Regions from separate parts of the Homo sapiens genome. Here regions 1, 2 and 4 are each linked to region 3. A link is a contact called in ENCODE Hi-C or POLR2A ChIA-PET data. All regions are on one chromosome and are shown on one strand. The core of a region is the stretch at or near the end of the contact, and the rest is flanking DNA. Distances in the headings are between cores, read along the strand shown.

The links. A loop is a pair of places that touch in the nucleus more often than their neighbours do. ChIA-PET counts read pairs that join two places held with the same protein, here RNA polymerase II (POLR2A). Pooled maps may share reads with other maps.
Region 1: a map with no recorded cell type shows a loop between it and region 3 (7-fold over the local background). The contact joins two enhancer-like sites. A Hi-C loop is called at or near these places in 1 of 168 maps with a recorded cell type or tissue (heart right ventricle), 4 of 37 single-sample maps with no recorded cell type and 3 of 50 pooled maps. POLR2A ChIA-PET finds 5 or more read pairs at or near these places in 5 of 52 experiments (BJ, GM12878, Panc1 and 2 more).
Region 2: a loop to region 3 is called in a map with no recorded cell type, with 14 times the contacts of the local background. The contact joins two enhancer-like sites. A Hi-C loop is called at or near these places in 6 of 37 single-sample maps with no recorded cell type and 7 of 50 pooled maps. POLR2A ChIA-PET finds 5 or more read pairs at or near these places in 1 of 52 experiments (OCI-LY7).
Region 4: a pooled map shows a loop between it and region 3 (3-fold over the local background). The contact joins two enhancer-like sites. A Hi-C loop is called at or near these places in 4 of 50 pooled maps. POLR2A ChIA-PET finds 5 or more read pairs at or near these places in 8 of 52 experiments (AG04449, Caco-2, GM10248 and 5 more).

What each region holds. Positions count from the first base shown.
Region 1 is chr20:38,182,796-38,185,495 of GRCh38, reverse strand. No RefSeq gene overlaps it. Among named protein-coding and RNA genes, the nearest start is that of TGM2, 19 kb to the right of the region's middle. Within about 2 kb of position 1,280, at least 2 of the 41 ENCODE cell types and tissues checked have a DNase peak (open chromatin) inside an H3K27ac peak, as active enhancers do.
Region 2 is chr20:37,989,390-37,992,089 of GRCh38, reverse strand. The region is part of intron 7 of TTI1 (TELO2 interacting protein 1); the gene reads left to right. Among named protein-coding and RNA genes, the nearest start is that of TTI1, 43 kb to the left of the region's middle. RefSeq lists an enhancer at 1,426-1,505. Within about 2 kb of position 1,394, at least 24 of the 41 ENCODE cell types and tissues checked have a DNase peak (open chromatin) inside an H3K27ac peak, as active enhancers do.
Region 3 is chr20:38,093,129-38,095,997 of GRCh38, reverse strand. No RefSeq gene overlaps it. Among named protein-coding and RNA genes, the nearest start is that of RPRD1B, 61 kb to the right of the region's middle. RefSeq lists silencers at 125-184, 2,797-2,869. Within about 2 kb of position 1,502, at least 20 of the 41 ENCODE cell types and tissues checked have a DNase peak (open chromatin) inside an H3K27ac peak, as active enhancers do.
Region 4 is chr20:38,219,526-38,222,505 of GRCh38, reverse strand. It overlaps KIAA1755, which reads left to right. Exons shown (of 14, transcript NM_001029864.2): 10 at 1-57; 11 at 2,738-2,876. Among named protein-coding and RNA genes, the nearest start is that of KIAA1755, 40 kb to the left of the region's middle. RefSeq lists an enhancer at 2,876-2,980. Within about 2 kb of position 1,250, at least 2 of the 41 ENCODE cell types and tissues checked have a DNase peak (open chromatin) inside an H3K27ac peak, as active enhancers do.

The DNA.
Region 1 (2,700 bases), core at 31-2,530, 90 kb before region 3:
CATGGTGAAACCCCATCTCTACCAAAAATACAAAAATTAGCTGGGCATGGTGGCTGGCACCTGTAGTCCCAGCTACTGGGTAGGCTGAGGCATGAGAATCACCTGAACTCGGGAGGTGGAAGTTGCAGTGAGCCGAGGGTGTGCCACTGCACTCCAGCCTGGGCAACAGAGTGAGACTCTGTCTCTAAATAAATAAATAAAAGTCAAATAACCTAAAAATGGGCAAAGGATTTGAAGAGATATTTCTCCAAAGAAGACATGCAAATGGCCAGTAAGCACATGAAAAGATGTTCAGCATCTTCAGTCATTAGGGAAATGTCTATCTAAACCATGAAATATGACTTCATACCCACTAGACTGGCTCTAACGAAAATGAGAGACAACATTAAGTTTTGGCGAGGATATGGAACAATTGGAAATTCATACATTGCTAGTGGGAATGTGAAATCGTGCAACAACTTTGGAAGGCGGTTCGGTAGTCCCTGAAAAAGTTAAACATTGAGTTACCATGTGATCCAGCAATTCCACTTCTAGGTATATAGATCCAAGAGAAATGTTTTTTTCTCTGCTAAAAATTCCTTTATTAGAGAAGAAGAGGAAGACAAGTACCAGGAGATAACCAACAATAACTCCCACCACCACCCTTTTCTTTTTTTTTTTCTTTCGTTTTTTTTTTTTTTTGTATTGATATGGAGTCTCACTCTGTCACCCAGGCTGTAGTGCAGTGGTGTGACCTTGGCTCACTGCATCCTCCGCCTCCTGGATTCAAGCAATTCTCATACTTCAGCCTCCTGAGTGTCTGGGATTGACTACAGGCATGTGCCACCAGGTCCAGCTAATTTTTTTGTATTTTTAATAAAGACGGGGTTTCACCATGTTGGCCAGGCTGGTCTCGAACTCCTGACCTCAGGTGATCCACCCGCCTCGGCCTCCCAAAGTGCTGGGATTACAGGCATGAGCCACCACGCCCGGCCTCTTTTTCAAACAGAAGTAGTCCAATCCGGCAAAAATATCAATCCTTGGATTTGGAGACCAAACTCGTAACAGGCTTCTCTGACTTTCCCAGACATCTTCCATCCACACATAGACGGAGCCAGAGACTGTAATAAATCAATGTCAGGGGGAGGAAACGCCAAGATTGATGACACATGTGTCAGAATGTCTGAGTAAATTCCTGACTTTTCACCTGAGTGAGCTCTTGGAGGAGTAAACTGTTCTGCTGGCCAAAGGCAGGCGGCAATATCAAAACTCCACGTACACGCTCCAGTTGACTGAATACCATGAAGCGTTCTCAGCACAACAATATAGAAAAACTTCAAAGGAAGGATTCTTCCTCCAAATTCCACCAGTTACATCACTTGGGCCTGAAACCATCTTGTTAGACTACATGTTGAGGCTCGTCATTCTAGATTTGTTTGGTGCTGTCTTTGCATTCAAGTCTTGTTTTCCAGAAGAAATGCAGGCACAATCCAATTGCAATTTTATCATCATGCTTTTTGGATGTTACAGTAAGCCTCCATTCCCCTTCCTTCTCCTTCCCAAGTACCACTACAGCCTGCTCGGCCCCCGACCAACACCCCAACTTTCACTGACACAAGCCTCCCCAAGAGAAATTAAAATATACATCCGCACAAAAACACGTACACAAATGTTCACAGTATCATTATTCACAAGAGTTTAAAAGTGGAAACAAGCCAGGCTCAGTAGCCCACGACTGTAATCCTAACACTTTGGGAGGCTGAGGCAGGAGGATCGCTTCAGCCCAGGAGTTTGAGATCAGGTTAGGCAACATAGCGAGACCTTGTCTCTACAATAAAATAAAATAAGATAAAATTAGCCAAGTGTGGTAGCACGCATCTGTAGTCCCAGCTACTCAGGAGGCTAAGGGGGGAGGATCGCTTGAGCCCAGGAGGTTGAGACTGCAGTGAGCTGTGATTGTGCCACTGCACTGCAGCCTGGGCTACAGAACAAGACCCTGTCTCTAAAAATAAAATAAAAGTGGAGAGTACCCGAATGTCTATCAGCTGATGAATGGATAAATAAAATGCGGTATATTCATATAACAGAACATTATCCAGTAATAAAAAGAAATACAATTCTGATATGTGCCACGACATGGATGAACCTTGAAAACATTATGCTAAGTGAAAGAAGGCAGCCACAAAAGATAACATATTGTATAATTTGATTTATATGAAATGCCCAGAATAAGTAAACCTATAAAGATAGGAAATAGGTTCACGGTTGCCTAGGAGTGGGGAGAGAGGTAAGGAATTGACTCCTAATGGGCATGAAATTTCTTTTTGGGGTGAAGAAATGTTCCAAAATTAGATGATGATGATAGATCTACAACTTTGTGAATACACTAAACGTCAAATTGTACACTTTAAACATGGTATGTTCATTATGTCTCAGTAAAACTATTTAAATAAACAAAAAAAAATGAATTCTTGACTTATAAGTTCCATGGTAGAGATTTAGTCTAAGGAAATAGTTGCCAACAGGCTCAAAGATGTAGCTTATATCACCCAGAGTGCAGGTGCAGGACACAGAAACCACATTCACTACTTTCAACATAGGGAGATTTAATGCGAGAAGTTGTGTTCTTGCAAAATCATGGAAAATTCTGAAGCAAGGGACCTGGGCTTCTAGGAGCGATTCTTAGAATGTCACCGCTAAACTGGCCTGCCCAGGAAAGCT
Region 2 (2,700 bases), core at 145-2,644, 100 kb after region 3:
CCCTGATGGGGCGCTGGGGAGGTTGCCATTCCAGCTCCCTCTGCCTCGCCATTGTGTGTGAGAGAAAAAGTAGCAGTCTTGCTTTGGACAAACCGAGGTTCAGATCTTACTGGCCATGTGACCTTGAGCAAATGATTTAGCTTCATTTCATTTTCTTCCTCTGTAAACTGGGGGTGATGAAAACTCCATTCTCATAGGGTGCTTGTGGATGAATCACGTTAGTATGTCCAAGGAGTCTCCAGGTACTGTTCTAGGGACTGGAATTAGAGGGAACAAGATAGGGGCCTCTACCCTCTGCTTATGTTCTGAAGGTATATTTACATCTGTGTACACACCTATGTGGGGTACATGTATGTAAATTTCCCAAATATGTTATACATGATGTGTATGTTACTCATACACATAGACACTGGCCACAGAATTTCTAGTTGTAAGCCTGCTTCATCCTTACTAAAATCTGAACTGGGGATTTCACCTCAAAAGGATCTTTTTCATGTTAATTGTGCCACCACTGTTTGCAGAAGTCAGGACCGGGTTTGAAGGTTCATTTACAGACTGACTTCCCTGCTCTCTTTCTAGCAGTAGGATCCCATCCCATCAAAGAACCAGCTGGTGCCTTCAAACCCTGGACGAACACAGACCGGCACAGGCTCATTCATTTCATCCCTGTCAGAGCCCCAACTCCTCTCTTTACCCACACATGAGCCTATTATATTTGAACGGATGAGGAGCCACAGAGGTGATCCATTAGTTCAGCTGAGCTTGAAATTAGTAGCTCATCCCCTTAAATGGTGTGGGCAGTTTGGCTGAGCTTGGACTGCAAAGCTGTTCCCCCTTGGATTGCACCCAGCATGGAAATGAGGACACACCTAATATTTTTTCCTTTTGACACTTGATTAATAGTTGACAAATCCAAACCCAAGTAGTTAGCTTTCCTATTATCCATCTTTTGACAGGCATTGCTGGTTTTCTTTTTGAGTCCCATTGTTCTAAAAATACACTCAGATCTGGAGCTGTTCACTGTGCATATATAGGCCTGATTTCATGGTGTCAAAGATAAGAGACATCTGGCAGGCAGATTACAAACAAAGTGGGTTGCTGGGTTTCAGAACTGAAGGCAGGGACCTCTGGGCTACTTAAATCTACTTAAATTCAGTGCTGCCAATTCTGTCCCTTCTTCCTTGGTGTTGTCATGTCACTGATAACCTGCCAGGGTCAACCATCTTACCACCCGGTAGGAAAGCCAAGCGTGGGGTGTGTGTGCACAGTGCATGCCGTGCCAGGTTGGGAGCAGAATGTTCTCGATGACAGATCGAGCCTGGTCGCAGCACCGCCTGCACAAAGTGGGTTTTGGTCATCAGAGGCTGTGGTCGACCACAGGGTAGTCATTTCCTCATTCTGCAGGCTCTGTCATCCCTCTCGAACACCTCAGAGGCGTGGAAGTAAATGTTGTCTCAGTACTGAGTAAATAAAGTAGCCAGGGAGATGATCTCTATTTGTCTTATTGTATAGATGTATTTTAAAAGATTTTTATTGGGTCTCTTATGATGAGCCAAGTGCTGTGTTGAGAGTTGAAGATTTTCAGAGATAACTACCAAGGCCTCACATTGTTGTTCAATAACAAGATAACCTTGGCAAATTAATTCACTTCTCAAAGTCTCTGTTTTCTCATCTATAAGACCGAAAAAAGCATGTATGTTATTTTGCTTATTTCACCTACTACAATGACGACAAGGATTCAGTAAAGTCAGGTAGCACAAAATACCACCACAGAGTAAAAGTCACTAAATAGTAGTTGTGAATCATTATTTAAATTTCTTCTTATTCCGAAAATGACTTGGAACATCTTATAAATTGTTTGCAACAAAGAAAAAAGGAAGGAAGTGAAGAAATTTTTTAAATGGAAAAATAACAGCAAAAACAAGATGAGACCGAGTTGAGGTTAATATAGACAATACAGTTAGAGCCCTGCACCCTTGCTAGAGAGGAGCTTTCAGAGTGGCTCTGTGCTTCCTGACAGACAGCAAAGAGGAAAATGGTACAGGAAGTACCTGAATAAGAGTTTTTAAAAAGAAAAGGAAAGAAAGCTTTTCAGAAAGAAGCATGGCTTTCCTTATTACTGACGCTTGAGGAAAATTTCTCTGTGGGTCATCTTAAAAGAACACTGGGTACTGTTGTGACTAATATCCTCAACGTCCTTGCAGTAAATACAGAAGGACATTTCCTAGAGCTGTTTCTGAAGGCATCCGTGAGTGGAGGCTGCTGGCTTAGTGCCAGAGCACAGGTTACAGGAAAACAGTTCAGGCAGGAGGTGGGCAAGCCTACCTAGGCTGCTATGAAGATGTCTTTATCTTCAAGGGTACATACCTTCCAGGGAGGGGCAGGAAACAATGTGGCCCGAGAGTGCAGCCAGCTGGGGGAAAGGTCCGAGTCAGCCCTCATAGTGCTCAGCACAGAATGCCACTTTGAAATCTGTGCCCAATACACTGTCGTGGGATCTAGGCTTGCAGGGTTCCTGGAGGCAGGAGAACTGGCCAGATGGAAAGGGCTGCTTTTAAATCTCGCCCCAGTGGGATGTAAACCCTCCTAGATTCTGGCTTATTTTTGAATTGTCTATAACAGATTGGACCTCTCAGCGCCATATCCTTTTAAATATGCACAAAGCAATGGAATCATTCCTCTGCATTTATGATACTTTAT
Region 3 (2,869 bases), core at 253-2,752:
AGGTTGTGAAAATGAACTTTTTAAGTAACAAAAATGGAAAGGGGAACCAAGAATTAAAGGTCCTAAAATGAATCATGTGTGTGTAACCACCATAGTACACAGGCAGGATTGGGGAACTGCAATCGCAAAGCAACTTTGTCTCCTATGTCCCTTGAAATCCAATTTGTGGGGCTAATGTATCCTGTAACTCTCAAAGAAAAACCCAGGCCTCCATAACTTCTCTAGTCATTTTTATTTAAAAAAATTCCTGTAGTCACACTTAAAGTGTAAAAACAGTCTCATTTCAGAGATGTAAATGTGCAAGCCCATGTTACAATCAAAATAGCCTATCATGTGAAGGTGACCTCTCTGGGTCTGCTGGGGGCGAGAGGCCAGCATCTGGGAAGGGAGGCCAGCATCCGGGAAGGGAGGCCTCCCTTGTTTACCGTTTCTGACCCTTCCAGGGACACAGCAGTGGGAGTGAAGCAGCAGCAAGAGACAGTCCTTAAGGTCTGGTGGTGGTGACTGGGCGCTGCTGGGCAAAAGTTTAACAAAGTTTAACAGCTTCCTTCCCCCATGGGCTCCTCAGATGCTCCTTGGAGTGGTTCCTCCCCTCCCTTCCCCCAGTCTCCCATCCTCATCTCCCATCACCTGGGGTCTCTTGGGGTGAGGGTTTCTCCCTGGCTCTTTGCTCTACTCCTTCCTCAGCACTGTGAGTCTGAAGTTCGCCTCCTTGAAACCCCGGGCCTCTTGCCCAGGCTCTATCACCCCAGGATGCAGGCCAGTTCTTCTACATGCATGCTCTGCCCTGACAAACTCTAGGAGTGGAGTCTGCACCCAGCCTCTCCCTTGCTTCGTCATCAAACACTTAGCCAGCACTGGCATCTCATCCTTCAGACTTTTCCAGGCAGGGGTCTGTTTAATCCACCAGATCAGGGACACATACTAAGCTCCATGGAGGCCCTTTCCCCTAATCTTGAGATAAAGTGTAGGTGGCACCCACTGCTCCCACTAGGGAGATGCCAAACACACCAATGGCCCTTTTCAAATAATTCTCATCCCAAATCCTCTTCCTTTACCTCTTAACTCCTGACTCTTTTCATACCCTTAAAGTGGGTGAGGGGGGTTGAGGATGACAGGTTTTTGACCACTCTGTTGTAAATGCTGCAGATGGTCTAGCCATGTGGTCTCTATTACTCCTTCCAGCAGACATCTATTTTAATCTTGTTACATGTGTTTATAAATACCTGCATTCATTATTTAACATAGTAACAGCCACCACTGAGTCCCTAATTTGTACCAAAGCACTAGGCCCTTTTTACAAACATCTCAGTTATTAACAAGTATGTTGGTAACTACTTTCTTTCCTAAGAATTTGTATAGTGAGTATTTTAAAATCTATGGAGTACATTATTCAGGTACTGAGTTTATTAAGATTCTCAGTAGGAAGAAATATTCTGAAAACCTAGTCACAGGACTTCAGAGGTTACGTAATCAACCCTACTCATTTCCTGTAAGAAGCAGCTGAGGTCCCCAAGGGCTGAGTGACTTGCCCAAGGTCATCATAGTGAGAGGAGATGAGAAGATATGAGTTTTCACTCATCACAGCTGCCTCTTATTCACAAAAAATACTAGATAAATGGCCTGCTAATTTTAATATTTATCAAACCAATGGTAGAAATGAATTTTTAATGCAAAATAACTATTTGAGTCTAAAAAAAGTGAACACACTGGGCTTTCAACACTACATAAAGCTGTATGAATCCCAACCTACTGTACAGGAGAATGGATTCTTAATTGAATCTGTGCCTCAGAGTGGAAGCATGATTTTTAAATGGAAAATCCTACAGAGGTAGCAGTGAGCGATGAGCTTTAGCCAGATGAATTATTCCAGGAGAAAGTAAAAGAGGAAACCATGCTAGCAAATGGCTTTTTCTTAAAGATCCCAAATAAACCAAATATGAATTTTGTGCAGTGAACTACTGTGTTTACTCCCATCTTCCCGGTCGTGGCACTGTCTCCTGTGCCCCGATCTTTAGACTATGGTCTCCAGGGTTTCCTATGTATACACAGCACAATGGTGATACTATTCATTTCTCTAACAAATAGTACTGCGTGCCCAGGATATACCATCCAGAGTTCTCAGACTTCAGTCCCATATGCTTCTTATGCAGCACAACAATCGTAGCTTTTAGGGCTCGCAGAAAACCTAGAGATAATTTAGTCCAATACTACATTTTGCAGGTAAGAAAGCTGAGGCTGGCTGTGGTGGCTCATGCCTACAATCCTAGCACTTTGGGAGGTCAAGGCGGGAGGATTGCTTGAGCCCAAGAATTCGAGACAAGCCTAGACAACATAGTGAGTCCCTATCTCTAAAAAAAGTCAAGAAAAGAAAAAAATTGGCCAGGCGTGGGTAGATGCCTGTAGTCCTAGCTCCTTGAGAGGCTGAGATAGGAGGATAGCTTGAGACGAGGAGATTGAGGCTGCAGTGAGCTAAGGTTGCACCAGCCTGGGCAAGAGTTAGATCCTGTCTCAAAAAGAAAAAAAAAAAAAAAAAAAAAAAAAAGAAAGAAAAAACTGAGGCCCAGAGAGGAAAATACCTTGCCCAGGAAGGTGACACAGAGAGTTAATGGCTCTAGTCACAAAGGATAAGCATTTTGACAGATTCATGGACTCTTGGGTAGCTCCATCTTCAGCTCTGAAGACCTCAAAGTCATTTTGTAGCCTGAAGTGCTAATTAAACCAGAAGAATCATGGACTTACTATTTATAGGGAGGAGTGAAGAAATTAGACCATGAAATCTGGGGACACAGAAGGAGATCTTGTCTCTTGAGATTCACATGTAACATCCAACTTTCATATTTTAACAGAACTTGGGTAATGCAGTCTC
Region 4 (2,980 bases), core at 1-2,500, 130 kb before region 3:
CACCCTGGCCAGGCTGCAGCATGATGCCAGCAGGCTGGACTTCAGCCCTGATGTCAGGTACAGACGTCCAGGCCTTTCCTCTTCCACCCCATCCTGTTTCTGGCCCAGGAGCTTGGAGCTGGGACCACACCACCTAGGGCACACATAGCTGAGCCCCGAGGGCGCCCAGCTTTGCAGTAGTTGCAGGGCCTGTATCCCAGGCTGACGCCTGGTCACAGAAACCTGCCCTGAGCCCTGGCAATTTCCTCGCCCCTTCTCTGCTTTCCCTCCTTCAGCCCCAGCCATCTTGAGCCTGGGATGGGCATCAGAGGATGTCGCCTACCCATTTCTGGTCACCCTTTTGGAAAAGCACTTTCTCTGACCCACACACCACGCTGAACCCCTGCAAGAGCCTGCCTCATTTATTTCTGGCAAGAACCCTGTGAGGTCCACATTGTCCATTTGGCTGATGGGTAACTGAGGCTCAGCGAAGGGAAATAGCAGCTAGACAGCGGCTGGTAAGGGATTTGAAGCCAGGCCTTCTGGGCATTTAACCCCTACCCGGCCCTGCCTTTCCCGGTAGGCTGCTCAGACACACTTGTGAGAACCTCATGGTGTCTCAGGGGTCTCAGAGCCAGAATAAATTATAGACATTCCTGGAAAGTCCCAGCTTTCTTAAATTTAGGGGGTGGGGAAAAGTCAGTCATTAAATTGGTCAGTAATTGCAAGTATTTTCACCCTCTTAGAACACAGCTACTTATATTCAAAGTCAAGGGCTGGTATGCATGAGCTTTTAAGAACATTTTGTTTACAGAACCAAGACCTAAATAGCACTTTGTATGTGTCCAGCATTTTTCTCAGGGATTTACAAATACCAGCTCACTTAATTCACTCCGAGGTAGCTGCAGATATTATGCCTATTTTACAGTGGAGGAACCTGAGGCTCAGAGAAGGTAAGTGATTAGTCCAGGGTCACATAGCTGGGATGTGGTGGGGCCCGGACTTGAATCCAGGCAGTCTGGTCCCAGAATCTTGAACACACCACCCAGAGCTGCACTAGACTTGAGAGCAGGCTTACACAGATGGACGCACGGGCAGCACTGGTATGGGGTCATCTCCCTGCCCCTCAGTGCCTGGTGGGGGTTGGCACTGCCTTTCTCAGCCTCTTCCACCCTTACCTGCCCCACCAGCCCAGGCCCCTCCTGTCCATCCGAGGCCCCGCAGACCCGCAGCTACCAGCATCTCCAGCAGGGGTCACTGTGGTCCCACATGAGCTGCTGTGGGCGTTTGTTCTGCAGCGGGTCCCTGCAGCCCCTAGGCTGTCCCCGTCCCTCCGTCCCTCCCTCTCCAGGCAGGCAGAGATTTTCTATCCTATTCACGCACCCTGGGCCACACCTCTTCCCTGCAAGGGTGGCAACCCGTGGGGAGCTGCAGTCAGATGGGGAGGCTGAGGTAGAGCAAAGCACCCTCCAGGAAGTCAAAAGCTTTTCTTCCATCTTCTCTCTTCCATTTTCCCTCTGAAGGCAGAGGAGGGCAGAGCAGGGTTGGAGATTCCTCCCTTCACACAAATATCACCATGCCTGAAATCCCATCCACACTTCTTCCTTAGTGACTTGTGGCTTTGAGCATTTTTTAAAATTATGTGCAGAAACAGCCCTGGGTGGGGTTCCAACTCAGGTTGTCATCTGCAAGTCGATTCCCCTCCCTTGACCTCAGTTTTCCCATCTGTGAAATGGAGGCAGGGCCGGCAGGCATGTTGCAGCTACTTCCCACCATTGCAATAGAAATAGCACGGACCTGACAAACATCGTGCGCTGGGCACTGTGTTAAGTGTTTTGCACGCATGAGCGCTGGTTCTCTGCCCTGGCTGTCCCTGGAACCGCCTGAGGTGCTTTAGAAAGCATCAGTGTCTCAGCCGGGCGTGGTGGCTTATGCCTATAATGCCAGCACTTTTGGAGGCTGAGGCAGACAGATCACCTGAAGTCAGGAGTTCAAGACCAGCCTGGCCAATATGTGAAACCCTGTCTCTACTAAAAATACAAAAATTAGCCCGGCATGGTGGTGCGTGCCTGTAATCCCAGCTACCCAGGAGGCTGAGGCAGGAGAATCGTTGGAACCCAGGAGGCAGAGGTTGCAGTGAATGGAGATCGCGCCACTGCACTCTAGCCTGGGTGACCAGCCTGGGTGACAGAGTGAGACTCCGTCTCAAAAAAAAAAAAAAAAAAAAAAGGGAAACATCAGTGTGTTGGTTGCACTCAGAGTCTGACTTTGTTGGCCTGGGGCAGGGCACTAAGATTTGTTAAAGCTCCCAGGGCAGGTTATAATGTATAGCTAGAGTTGAGGGCCAGGGCGTTAGATCATTTAATCCTTACAACCATGCTATGAAGTGGGTTCTGTGATTATCTCCACCTCACAGAATAAAAAGCAGAGACATAGAAAGGTTGAGAAATTTGCACAGAGCCTCCTACTAGAAGGCAGCAGAGCTGGGCTTTGAACCCAGATCTGTCCGGCCAGCTTCATTCCCTTCTAGGGAAGGGGGAGGGTCAGTTCACTTCCTACTGTGTTCTCTTGTCCTCCCAGTCCCATGGAAGACCAAGGCTGAGGCCCTTGGTGAAGGGCCTGCCCACAGTCACACAGCAAGTTAGCTGGAAACCCAGGCTGGGGCCACAGAGATGGAGGGGCAGGCCTATGCGGGACAGAAGTACAGCAGGGTGAAGAGGGCAACAGAGGCCTTTTCTCACCTCCGCCCACCTCCCAGGAGCCATCTGGCTGCAGCCACTGCCTTGTACAGCCTTGTGGACGAGCAGCTTCATGTTCTGGTCACCGCTTCCAACAGCCTCCTGGGGAAGCTGGAGCTCCGTGTCCGCCTGGGCCGCCTGGAAGCTGCCATTCACCAGGTGAAAGGGGTGTCTGGCTTGGGGTGTGGGGGTTCTGCCTGGCCACATTCCACAGGAAAGCCCCGACTCTGGGCCCGTCCCTAGTCAGGTGCTTTGTTCTGGAG